Linked DNA regions of Homo sapiens: region 1 is linked to region 2. Evidence: read pairs that join two places in POLR2A ChIA-PET (ENCODE). Cell type or tissue: GM12878. All regions are shown on one strand. Links, peaks and the distances in the headings refer to the core of each region. The heading gives the core; the rest is flanking DNA.

Evidence for each region. ChIA-PET counts read pairs that join two places held together with the same protein. Peaks named below come from ENCODE experiments on the same cell type or tissue, not always from the same donor. Only the 100,000 strongest peaks of a DNase experiment are listed, where the experiment ranks them.
Region 1: POLR2A ChIA-PET joins it to region 2 with 8 read pairs; 2 of 35 experiments call an interaction of 5 or more read pairs at or near these places.

Annotation. Positions count from the first base shown.
Region 1 is chr7:88,069,601-88,074,985 of GRCh38, reverse strand. The region is part of intron 3 of ADAM22 (ADAM metallopeptidase domain 22); the gene reads right to left. Among named protein-coding and RNA genes, the nearest start is that of ADAM22, 140 kb to the right of the region's middle. RefSeq lists enhancers at 2,093-2,192, 2,203-2,352. In GM12878, for the core only: no CTCF peak of the experiment used is centred there; a DNase peak (open chromatin) is centred at 2,315; H3K4me3 peaks cover 359 bases; H3K27ac peaks cover 513 bases.
Region 2 is chr7:87,923,577-87,928,961 of GRCh38, reverse strand. LOC124901690 (a long non-coding RNA gene) reads left to right here and starts at 2,230. Exons shown (of 2, transcript XR_007060414.1): 1 at 2,230-2,391. RefSeq lists enhancers at 1,624-2,192, 1,853-2,312. In GM12878, for the core only: a CTCF peak has its summit at 1,839 (motif pointing right); DNase peaks (open chromatin) are centred at 2,221 and 3,753; H3K4me3 peaks cover 2,771 bases; H3K27ac peaks cover 3,209 bases.

The DNA of each region.
Region 1 (5,385 bases), core at 117-5,116, 150 kb before region 2:
CTTTTAAAGCACTAAAATATAAATAAAACTATCATTAATAAATTTTAAAAAATGCATCAAGCTATAAATTTCTAGTGTTGCTCTATTAATAGACATTGAGCCAACTAAAAACTCCTTAAGTGAACTGAAGGTCATCAAACTAAAACTGTTCCAATCATCTAAAAATGTGCATTTTTGAGCACAGAGGTTCATCATGATAAGCACCATGCCTACAATTGCTTGAAATGTAAACAGAACGATCAAACAAGCATTACATTAATGCAGGCACCATAATCCTGTATTATCTGACACTTATATTACTATTTAGAAAACTTGTAATTATAGTCTAAGTCAATGCTTCATTTATCTTGAGAATAGATGTTCTTACTGACTTTATGTTAGAATCAGCTAGCACGCTCTCAGCTGCAAGCTGTAGAAAACACAACAAAAAGTATATTAAACAATCAGGACATTTATCATCTTATTTCTTCTTTGAAATTCCAGGTCTAGCATAATATAAATTTGCTTTTGAGGATATTCAGTTCTACTTGATAAATAAATTTGATGTTTATAAAATATAGGCAAACCCTTTTAAGATATTTTCAGTATATATTTTGCTAGTAAGACATGAACAGAATTCACAGATGTATAAAGTATAAAAAGAAGATTGTATATGTGTTACACACTGACAGAAAGGGCTGCAAGATCAAGAAATGTCAATTACTCTTGAAGCATATGAGTAATAAATGTTCATGATATATTAAATATATAAGAGGCACTAAATATCCAGGATACACTAAATATACATATGTACTTAATATTCATGAGGGGGTTTTTCAGCTTCGACACAATTGATACTTTGGGCCAGATAATTCTTTGTCTTGGGAGGCTGTCTTGTTCACTGTAGCACACTTAGCATCCCTAGATTCTACCTAATAGATGCCAGTAGCATCTCTTACATACACCAGTCATGACAATCAAAAATGTCTCCAGACATTGCTAAATGTACACTGGGGTACAAAATTACCCTGATTAACAACTGCTGATACTCTTTCCTGCTCCATTTGTTATCTGTCCAATAAACATAACAGAACTCATGACTGTTTGTGAGGCTAACTGGCAAGCCACAGCCACTGACTAGGCATACTTGTCCCAGTATCTCTCAGACACTTGAGCAGGTGTTATTAGCTTGGGACGACTGCTATCTTTGGGGCTTGCCCAAACCTCAACTCTGGTCCTTGTAACCACACCATCAGTGGGGAAGGCATATGCAGATGTATGAACATGAACACTATGTATCCCAGGATTAGCTGGCATGGCCCCTCTACCCTACTTGCCCCTAACCCAGGTATACCAACCTAATAATCTTTCCTCTTGCCTCTCACTGTGCACTTTAAATTAATTTAGTGAATTACGTGATTTGAGGATTGGAATTTAGTCTGTGGGAGCTTTTGGTTCCCTCACCTCTAGGATAGCTCACCTAAGCATACTTGGAGGCTACCATTGCATCAAAGTAATCTTCCCATCTGACATCAGGGCAGTTCCAGGGTTGGCTCACGTGGTGGCTCAGTGCCATTAATGAGATGAGGGGTGTTTACAACTTTCTGCTCTGCCCTCAGCATGGTAGCCGGGGCTCTCTTAACTGGCTCCTCTCATGACCCTGATATGATGGCTGCAATTCTCACCATCTTATAGAAAATACATTATTCCAAGATTAAAAAAAGAAAAAAAGCCTTGTATTTATTTTTAAAAGTGAACAAGCCCTTTCAAAAATAGCTCTTAGCATTCATCTTCTCAAGTATCTTCTGCCAGAATTACATTATATGGCCACTCCTAAACCAATCCTTTGACAAGAACATTTGTCTTTGAACAATCAAGATTCTCCTGCCAGGCCTTCCTTGACCATCATGATTCTTTACAGAGAACTGAACAATATTGTTGGAAAGGAGAGTGGTGAAGAAAGTACCTGTTGTACATCCAATTGAAAATTGTCTCTTTTTTTGTCTTCATCATGAGTATATTATATATTTCACAAATTTCCAAGGGCTTATAACAAAAACGTAAAATTATATGGAAAGACCTGCCTCAGGCAAAACTGGTAATTGCTCCAGCATCCACATCACACCCTGTTTACCCAAAACAGGAGAGATACTAGCCAGGTGTTTGCAAAGGACTGTCCTCCAACCTTGCTATCAGTCTTAAAAACTTCCCCAGATGTAGGAGAGAAACATCATCATACAGAGGCATGTTTATCAGCAGAGCCAGCCAGGTTCCCTCTCCTGGGAATCTGAACTTGTAAATTCAGAAAAAAATCATTCAGCTGATGAAGGAAAGAGAAACAGAAAGTCAAAAGTAAGTTGACACTTAAAAGAAACTGAGCTGTACGGTGGTGAATACCAGAGTGAAAGCCCCACATCTCCACTGCTGAAGTCCCTGAATGCAGAACACCCTATCCCTGTGCTAGACATCTTTGGGACCCTTGCTCTCTCACTGTCACATGAGTCAAACCCCACTACTGCAGCCAGCATGAGTGAAATCAAAATCACCTAAGTCAAATACTCCTCAGAGGAATACTAGCTGTGGTGTAGGAATAGTAGTAGTAATAATAATAATAATAAAATCTAAAAACTACTTTTGAGTCCTCCAGGCTTTCAAATTTCAAGGGAACATTTCCCTTTGAATTATAAAATCTAGGCATTAAGAGAATATGAGTCACTGCACGAATGTAATTACAGCAAAGAAAAGCCCTCTGCTCAGGAATTATGCAGCTATTTCAATCAAGCCTCTATATACAAGTATTGCTGGAAAGCGCTCCATGTAATTTTAAACCAAAAACAGCTCATGCAATTTGGTTTTGTTTGTTTGCATATTGTGAAAGTCTGCAAAGTATTGTTATTTTAATGATTAGGGTGAGAATCCTTAAATTTAAACTTTCACTTTTCCCTCTACTAAACCATAAAATCTTTACTATCATCAAGTTAGAACCTAAGTTAATTTTCTTGAAGCTTCCTGAAGTAGAGATAATCAAATTATCTTGTTATTTTCTTTAGAACATCATTGTTCATCATTATATAGGGATCTACTTAAATCATTTTAAGTGTAGGAAAATGGAAGACCTCCTTAACATAAAGGAAATTTTATATTAATGTAAATGGGTCAGGTAGAATTCACTCCATACTAATAGCTTAATAATGATGTGTGAATGCTTGTTTGTGAACTTTGAAATATAAAAGTAAAAATCATTTTCAACCAATTTCTAAAGGCCACTCATTCTCTAAAGGAAGTAAGATGTTTATAAAATTAGAAATGTTTTCTGAGACCTTTTTTCATTTGCATGTCATAACAAGCCTAAAAAAGCAAAACAAATATAATGTAAACATTTTCAGTCATAATAATGATTATCCTTTGTGTAGTGGGCAACTGTCATGAATCAGAGACAGCTCGTACAGTATTATACAAAGGTTTGGGAGTTAAAAACAAAAACAAATATTTTAATTTTCCATCCAAGCTCTGCCATTTACTAATTGTGTACCCTTGGCCAAGCTGCTTAATCTTGATCAACATAATTTGCTTCTGTTTAAAATGGAGACACTAAAAAAAAAAAAAAAAAAAAAATCACTTCATAAAGCTGGTATGGTATTAAACCAGAACATAGATGAAATGCATCCCATATCCTGATTTCAATCATTCACATACCCTATTCACCATCTCATATCTATTCATCTTTCTCTAGAACTCTATCTCACTGTTTTGGAACTTAAAACCATTGAGCCTATCTACCACTTTTTCACTCTCCTCACCTTCTTGTCTACTTAATCCAGTTTATCTTCCATGATCTGTCCTGATAAATCACCTCCCTTCACACACTCTAAACTAATTTACCCCTCTTTCCACTGTACTTGCTTGACCAAACCTCAATCACAGTAAAACTCCTTCTACTAATCAAAGTCTGACTCCAAGAAATAGAACATCTTGAATGGTCATAGGCTGGTGTAGGATCACAGTTGTCAAATGGTCCCTCATCACAACACTGCCCTTAAGTCCACTACGCTTTTCCAGTCAATTTACTCTGAGAAGATCCTTCTAAATCTCTCTCCTCACATCTCTACTGTGCTCCCTCATTATCACTCCCTTCAGATAATCTCACTTCTGTATTCACTGGAAAAATGAAAACAAGACTACCTCATCTTTCCAATCTACCAGCACCCCTGTTTCTGAACCAGTCTCTACTAGGATGTCAAATAGGCATCTCAAATTCAACATGTCTAATGCATAACTCTCTCAGTCAAATCCGAACATTCAATTCTACCTTCAAAATGTATCCTAGTAACAACTTGACAGTGAAAAAAAAACTGGAGACATCACCTTAACCAAGTGATCACAGTTAACATAACCAATAATAGAAAAAAACAAAATCATGTGCTTCTGAAGTGATGCTTGCATAAGAAGCAAACAAATGAACAAAGCAACTTGAATGTGCAATAGATTTTCAAAGAAACAGCCTCAGAGCAAAGATCTAATCCAAGGTGCTGCCAGTAAGATGTAATCTCAAGGTCAAGAGTAAGTCAAGGGTGTAGTTTTAAAACGCTTTGTTATAACTCAGACAGACTAAAGGCTGTTTCGCCTTTACCAAATCATCTATGTAAAAGAGTTCCGAAAACTATTAAGGGCCTCAGCTAGACAAAAGAGTTTCTAAGTATCTTGTAGGTTCTCATAGACATTCTCACCTAAACAAAAAGGCTAGTATGGATCTTCAGTGCATTGTCCCATAGCATCTTAACTCACAGTAGAGAGGGACCTATCTCAAAAAGATCTGTGGATGTGGATTTGTCTAATGGGGTAAATGCCAATGAGATTCACATGAAACCTGTGAAGTTCTTAAGAGAATTATATCACTGGAACCACACCAGCTTGGACCAAAATGGACAGTCAGTTCAAACTCTTTATAGTGAGGAAACAGACCAGAAAGATAGCTAGCTTAAAGCCCGGCACATTTCTTTTAAAAAAAAAATAAATGTTGACTCAGAGGATGAACCCAAGAACCACAAAAGGACTGCTCCCAGGAAGCAAAGCAGAGCCTTAATCAACATATATTCCCTTCTGCCAAAGCAGGAGAAACCAGTGACATACCTGATTCAGTATCAGAAATTCAATGGACCAGTGACTGCCGAGTAGCTATTTCCCACTTTTTGAACAGGAGTATCTACTGCAGTCATCCTGCCCCTATCCACCCTGTATTTCAGGTTATCTTTTTGGTTCAAGGGTCTACACCTGGGCTACCTCATCTAAGCAGCCTTATCTACACCTGGACCTAATTCAGATGATGAGAACCTGAACCTTGCATTTGAGCCTGATACTATAATGGAATAAGATTTTTCAGGGGTCTCTGGAGGAATTCAATGCATT
Region 2 (5,385 bases), core at 250-5,249:
ATTCTGTATCATTTAAGTGGAGCATTTAGGCCATTTATATTCAATGTTAGTATTGAGATGCGAGGTACTATTCTATTCATTGTGTTATTTGTTGTTTGAATACTTTCGGTTATTTTTCATTGTGTTATTGTTATATAGGTCCTGTGAGATTTATTCTTTAAGGAGGTTCTATTTTGGTGTATTTTGAGGATTTGTTCAAGATTTTAGTTCCTTTTAGCAGTTCTTGTAGTGCTGTCTTGGTAGTAGCGAATTCTCTCAGCATTTGTTTATCTGGAAAAGACTATATCTTTCCTTCATTTATGAAGCCTTACTTTCACTGCATACAAAATTCTTGGCTGATAATTTTTTTTTTTTTTGAGATGGAGTCTCACTCTGTTGCCCCAGCTGGAGTGCAATGGCATGATCTCGGCTCCTGCAACCTCTGCCTCCCGGGTTCAAGCGATTATCCTGTCTCAGCCTCCCAAGTAGCTGGGATTACAGGCTCGTGCCACCAGGCCTGGCTAATTTTTGTATTTTTAGTAGAGACGGGGTTTCACCATGTTGGTCAGGCTGGTCTCGAACTCCTGACCTCATGACCCACCCACCTCAGCCTCCCAAAGTGCTGGGATTACAGGCGTGAGCCACCACGCCTGGCTGATAATTTTTTTTAAGAAGGCTAAAAATGGGACCCCAGTCCCTTCTAGCTTGTAAGGTTTCTGATGAGAAATCTGCTGTTAATCTGATAGGTTTTCCTTTATATTACCTGATGCTTTTGCCTCAGTTCTTAAGATTCTTTCCTTCATCTTGACTTTAGATAAACTGGTGACCATGTGCCTAGGAAATTATCTTTTTGTGACGAGTTTCCCAGATGTTCTTTGAGCTTCTTGTATTTGGATGTCGAGATCTCTAGCAAGGCCAGGGACACTTTTATTGATTATTCCCTCAAATATATTTTCCAAGCTTTTAGATTTCTCTTCTTCCTTGTGAACACCAATTATTCTTAAGTTTGGACATTTAACATAGTCCCAAACTTCTTGGAGTCTTTGCTCATTTTTTAAAATTCTTTTTTCTTTGTCTTTGATGGATTGGGTTAATTTGAAAGCCTTATCTTCAAGCTCTGAAGTTCTTTCTTCTGCTTGTTTGATTCTATTGATGAGACATTCCAGTGCATTTTGCATTTCTCTAAGTGTGTCCTTGATTTCCAAAAGTTGTGATTATTTTTTATTTATGCTATTTCACTGAAGAATTTTCCTTTATATCCTGTATCATGTTTTTTTTTTTTTCTTTAAGTGGGACTTCACCTTTCTCAGATGCCTCCTTGATTAGCTTAATAATCATCCTTCTAAACTCTTTCTGTCAATTCAGAGATTTCATCTCATTTTGGATCCATTGCTGGTGAGCTGGTATGATTTTCTGGGAATGTTAAAGAACCTGGTTTTTTCATATTACCAGAATTGTTTTCCTGGTCCTTCTCATTTGGGCAGACTATGTCAGAGGGAAGCTCTTAGGTTCAAGGGCTGCTGTTCAGAATATTTTGTCCCACACTGTGCTCCCTTGATGTGGTGTTCTCCCCCTTCCCCTAGGAATGGGGCTTCCTGAGAGCTGAACTGTAGTGATTGTTTTTGTCCGTCTGGGTCTAGCCACCCTGCAGAGCTCCCAGGCTCCAGGCTGGTACTGGGGAGTGTCTGCAAAGAGTCCTGTGATGTGATCCAGCTTCAGGTCTTGCAGCCATGGATACCAGCACTTGCTTTGGTGGAGGTAGCAGGGGAGTGAAGTGGACCCTGTGAGGGTCCTTGGTTGTGTTTTTGTTTAGTGTACTGGTTTTGTGTTGGTTGGCCTCGAGCCAGGAGGTGGCGCTTTCAAGAGCACATCAGCTGCAGTCCTACAGGGAAGATGCAAACTTTGCCCTAGGGACACCTGGTTAAGTATTCAGGTTTCACAGGCAGTGGGCAGGGCCATCATGCTCTCAAGAGATTATGACCTTTGTCTTTAGCTGCCAGGGAGGGTAGAGAAAGACCACCAGGTAGGTGCAAGGATAGGCATGTCTGAGCTCAGTCTCTTCTTGGTTGGGGCTTGCTGTGGCTGCTGTGGGGTATTGGGGGTGTGGTTCCCAGTCCATAAAGTTATATTACCAGGGGGATTCTGGCTGCCTCTGCTGAGTCATACAGGTCACCGGGGAAGTAGGGGAAAACCAGCAATCACAGACCTCACCCTGCTCCCACACAGCCTGCAGTCCTAAAGGCTGGTTTCACTCCCACCAGGCCCCACAACAGCACTGTCTATTTCCAGGCCGCCAGTGACCAGGGCTGACAACTTGCCCAGACCACAAGACTCCCTGTTGAGAAAGCAAGCGGACTCACAGTTTTTCAGTGTCTCAGGGAGCCTGCAGCAGTGATCCAGTTCCTTCAAAAGGTCTGTGGATTCTCTTGGCTTTCCTGGTATGTTCCTGTGGTAGTTCTTGGAGCAAAAGTTCACAATGTGAGTCTCCACACACTGTTGTGTCTGTCTGAGCGGGAGCTACACGCTAGTCCTGTCTCCTATCCACCATACTAATCTCTCAGAATTCTACTTGTGGCTATTTTAATTTAATTTAATTTAATTTAAAATTCAGATCCTCAACCAAACTAGCTGCATTTCAAGTGCCGAACCTGTAGCTAGTAACTACTATATTGGACAGCTAAGATGTAGAACATTTCTATCATGCAGAAAAGTTCTATTGGAAAGACAGCACTGGGTTCCAGAGTTTAAACGACTTGCCCCCAGACCCCATGGCGAGTAATAAAGTACCCTAGGACCTAAATCTCCTGCTTTCAGGTCTGAGTTTCTTTCCACAATATCTCCCTGGTTGAAATCTGGGTTTGTGTAACCTTCACCTTGATCCTGATTCTGGTTTGGTAAAACATAACAAAAAATTTTCTACATGATGCTCTTTGGAGGCGTTTTACTCATTCCCTATTTTCTTTTTAACCCCTGCCTCATGTGACATGGCTTCAGGTTCCTTCATCATCAATATGATCTCAAAATATACTGTAGTGTGTCAATGTCCCAGCTAAAGTGTGGTGTCCAGAATTAATGACGTAGCTTAGATATTGTTTCACAAGCAAACAATAGAGAGGAACTTTTTTCTTCCTTGTCCTAAATTCTTGCCTAAGAGGACATTCTATCATATTTTTGGTAAATAAATTTCATTGAGCTTACTGTCATTACAAAAAAAATTCCCCAAATCTTCAAAATGAGCGAAACAGTTAAGAATTGTTCAGGAAATTGTAGCCTGAACAAGATTTCAGTAGTATACAACAGACTTTAATGCAGTACGTTCTGTGATAGTTACAGTCAAAGAGAATTAGAACCCTAGGACCTGGAAAAGTTCTTCACTTTCCTTTGCTATATGATGGAGCCAAATTCTTTACTCAGTTCTCTTCGTTGGAAAATGAACTTGATCAGATTTTATAATGATCGTGCTGCTATACATATACTCTAATTTTTAATTTTTTAAGATGTTTGAAATGTTTAAAATAATTGCATAGGCCAAACACATCATCTTGATGTAATAAAAATTAAAATAGGTTTTTTTTTTCTTTAGGAGGCTGTCTTAGCTCAGGCTACCATGTCAAAAATATCATAGACTCAGTTACTTAAACAATAAACATTGTTTCTTATAGTTCTGGAGGCTGGGAAGTACAAATTGAAGGCCGTGGCAAATCTAGTATCTGGTGAGGACCAACTCCTAGCTTGTGGACAGCAACCTTCTTGCTGTATTCTCACATGGCCCAGAGTGCTAGTTCTCTCCCTATTCTTATAAAGACACTAATTCCATCATATAGGCTAGACCCTCATGACCTAATTACTTTCCAAAGGCCCTACCTTCAAATACCACCACATTAGGGCCTCAACATAGGAATTTGGAGGCAGGGGGACAAAAACATTCACATGTTAGCAGAGGTTAAGAAGATATCTTTTGTCAAATTTGTAAGTCTAACTTGTTAGGTGCTTGATATATCTGAGAAAACAAGTATAAATTATAAAGTTTTTTCCTCAGTTATATATAGAGTGTTTAATGTTGGGTAAAATTATTCTGTCAAATTTATGAATTAACTGAATATTAATCAAAGAACAGTGAAAGTAATGATCTTATTTTTATTTTAACAAAAAGTAAGATTGTGAACTAAGCCTAAAGACTTAAGGAAAACTACATTTTAAATTTTATGAGTTACCAAAATAGAATATCAATGAAATAAAAGAACGGCAAGTATTTCTTTTGTGAATTACTGCTTTCCTCTCTGTCTGTAATTTTCTTTTTTTGGTATGTCTGGTCTGTAGTTTTCTTTTTTTGTTATGTCCTTCCCTGGTTTTGGTATTAGGGTGATACTGGCATAAAGAATGATGTAGGGAGGATTCCCTCTTTCTTTCTTTTTTGAAATCGTTTCAGTAAGATTGGTACCATTTCTTTTTTTATTTTAGATAATTTTTTTGAGACAGTCTTGCTCTGTCGCCCAAACTGGAGTGCAGTGGTGTGATCTCAGCTTCCTGCAACCTCCGCCTACCAGATTCAAGCAATTCTCCTGCCTCAGCCTCTCGAGTAGGCAGGACCACAGGGATGTGCCACCATGCCCAGCTAAGTTTTTGTATTTTAGAGACGGACTTTCACCATGTTGGCCGCCCACCTCAGCCTCCCAAAGTGCTGGGATTACAGGCGTGAGCCACCATGTCCTGCCTAATTTTTTTGTATTTTTAGTAGAGATGGGGTTTCACCATGCTGGCTAGGCTAGTCTGAAACTCCTGACCTCATGATCCGCTCGCCTCGGCCTCTCAAAGTGTTGGGATTACAGGCATGAGCCACTGCAGCCAGCCGATTGGTACCATTTCTTCTTTGAATGTCTGATAGAATTCAGCTGTGAATCCACCTGGTCCTGGATCTTTTTTCGTTGGCTATTTTTAAAAATTACTGTTTCAATCTCACTACTTGTTGTTGGTCTGTTCAGAGTTTCTATTTCTTCCTGATTTAATCTAGTAAGGTTGTATATTTCCAGGACTATCCATCTCCTCTAGATTTTCCAGTTTGTGCATGTGAAGGTATTCATAGCAGCCTTGAATGATCTTTTGTATTTCTGTGATATCAGTTGTAATATCTCCCATTTCATTTCTAATTGAGCTTATTTGGATCTTCTCTCTTCTTGGTTAATCTCGCTAATGGTCTATCAGTTTTGTTTATCTTTTCAAAGAACAAGCTTTTTGTTTCATTTATCTTTTGTATTTTTTTGTTTAATTTCATTTAGTTGTGCTCTGATCTTGGTTATTTCTTTTTTCTGCTGGGTTTGAGTTTAGTTTTTTCTTATTTCTCTAGTTCTTTGAGATGTGACCTTAGATTGTCAATTGGTGCTCTTTCAGACTTTTTGATGTAGGCAT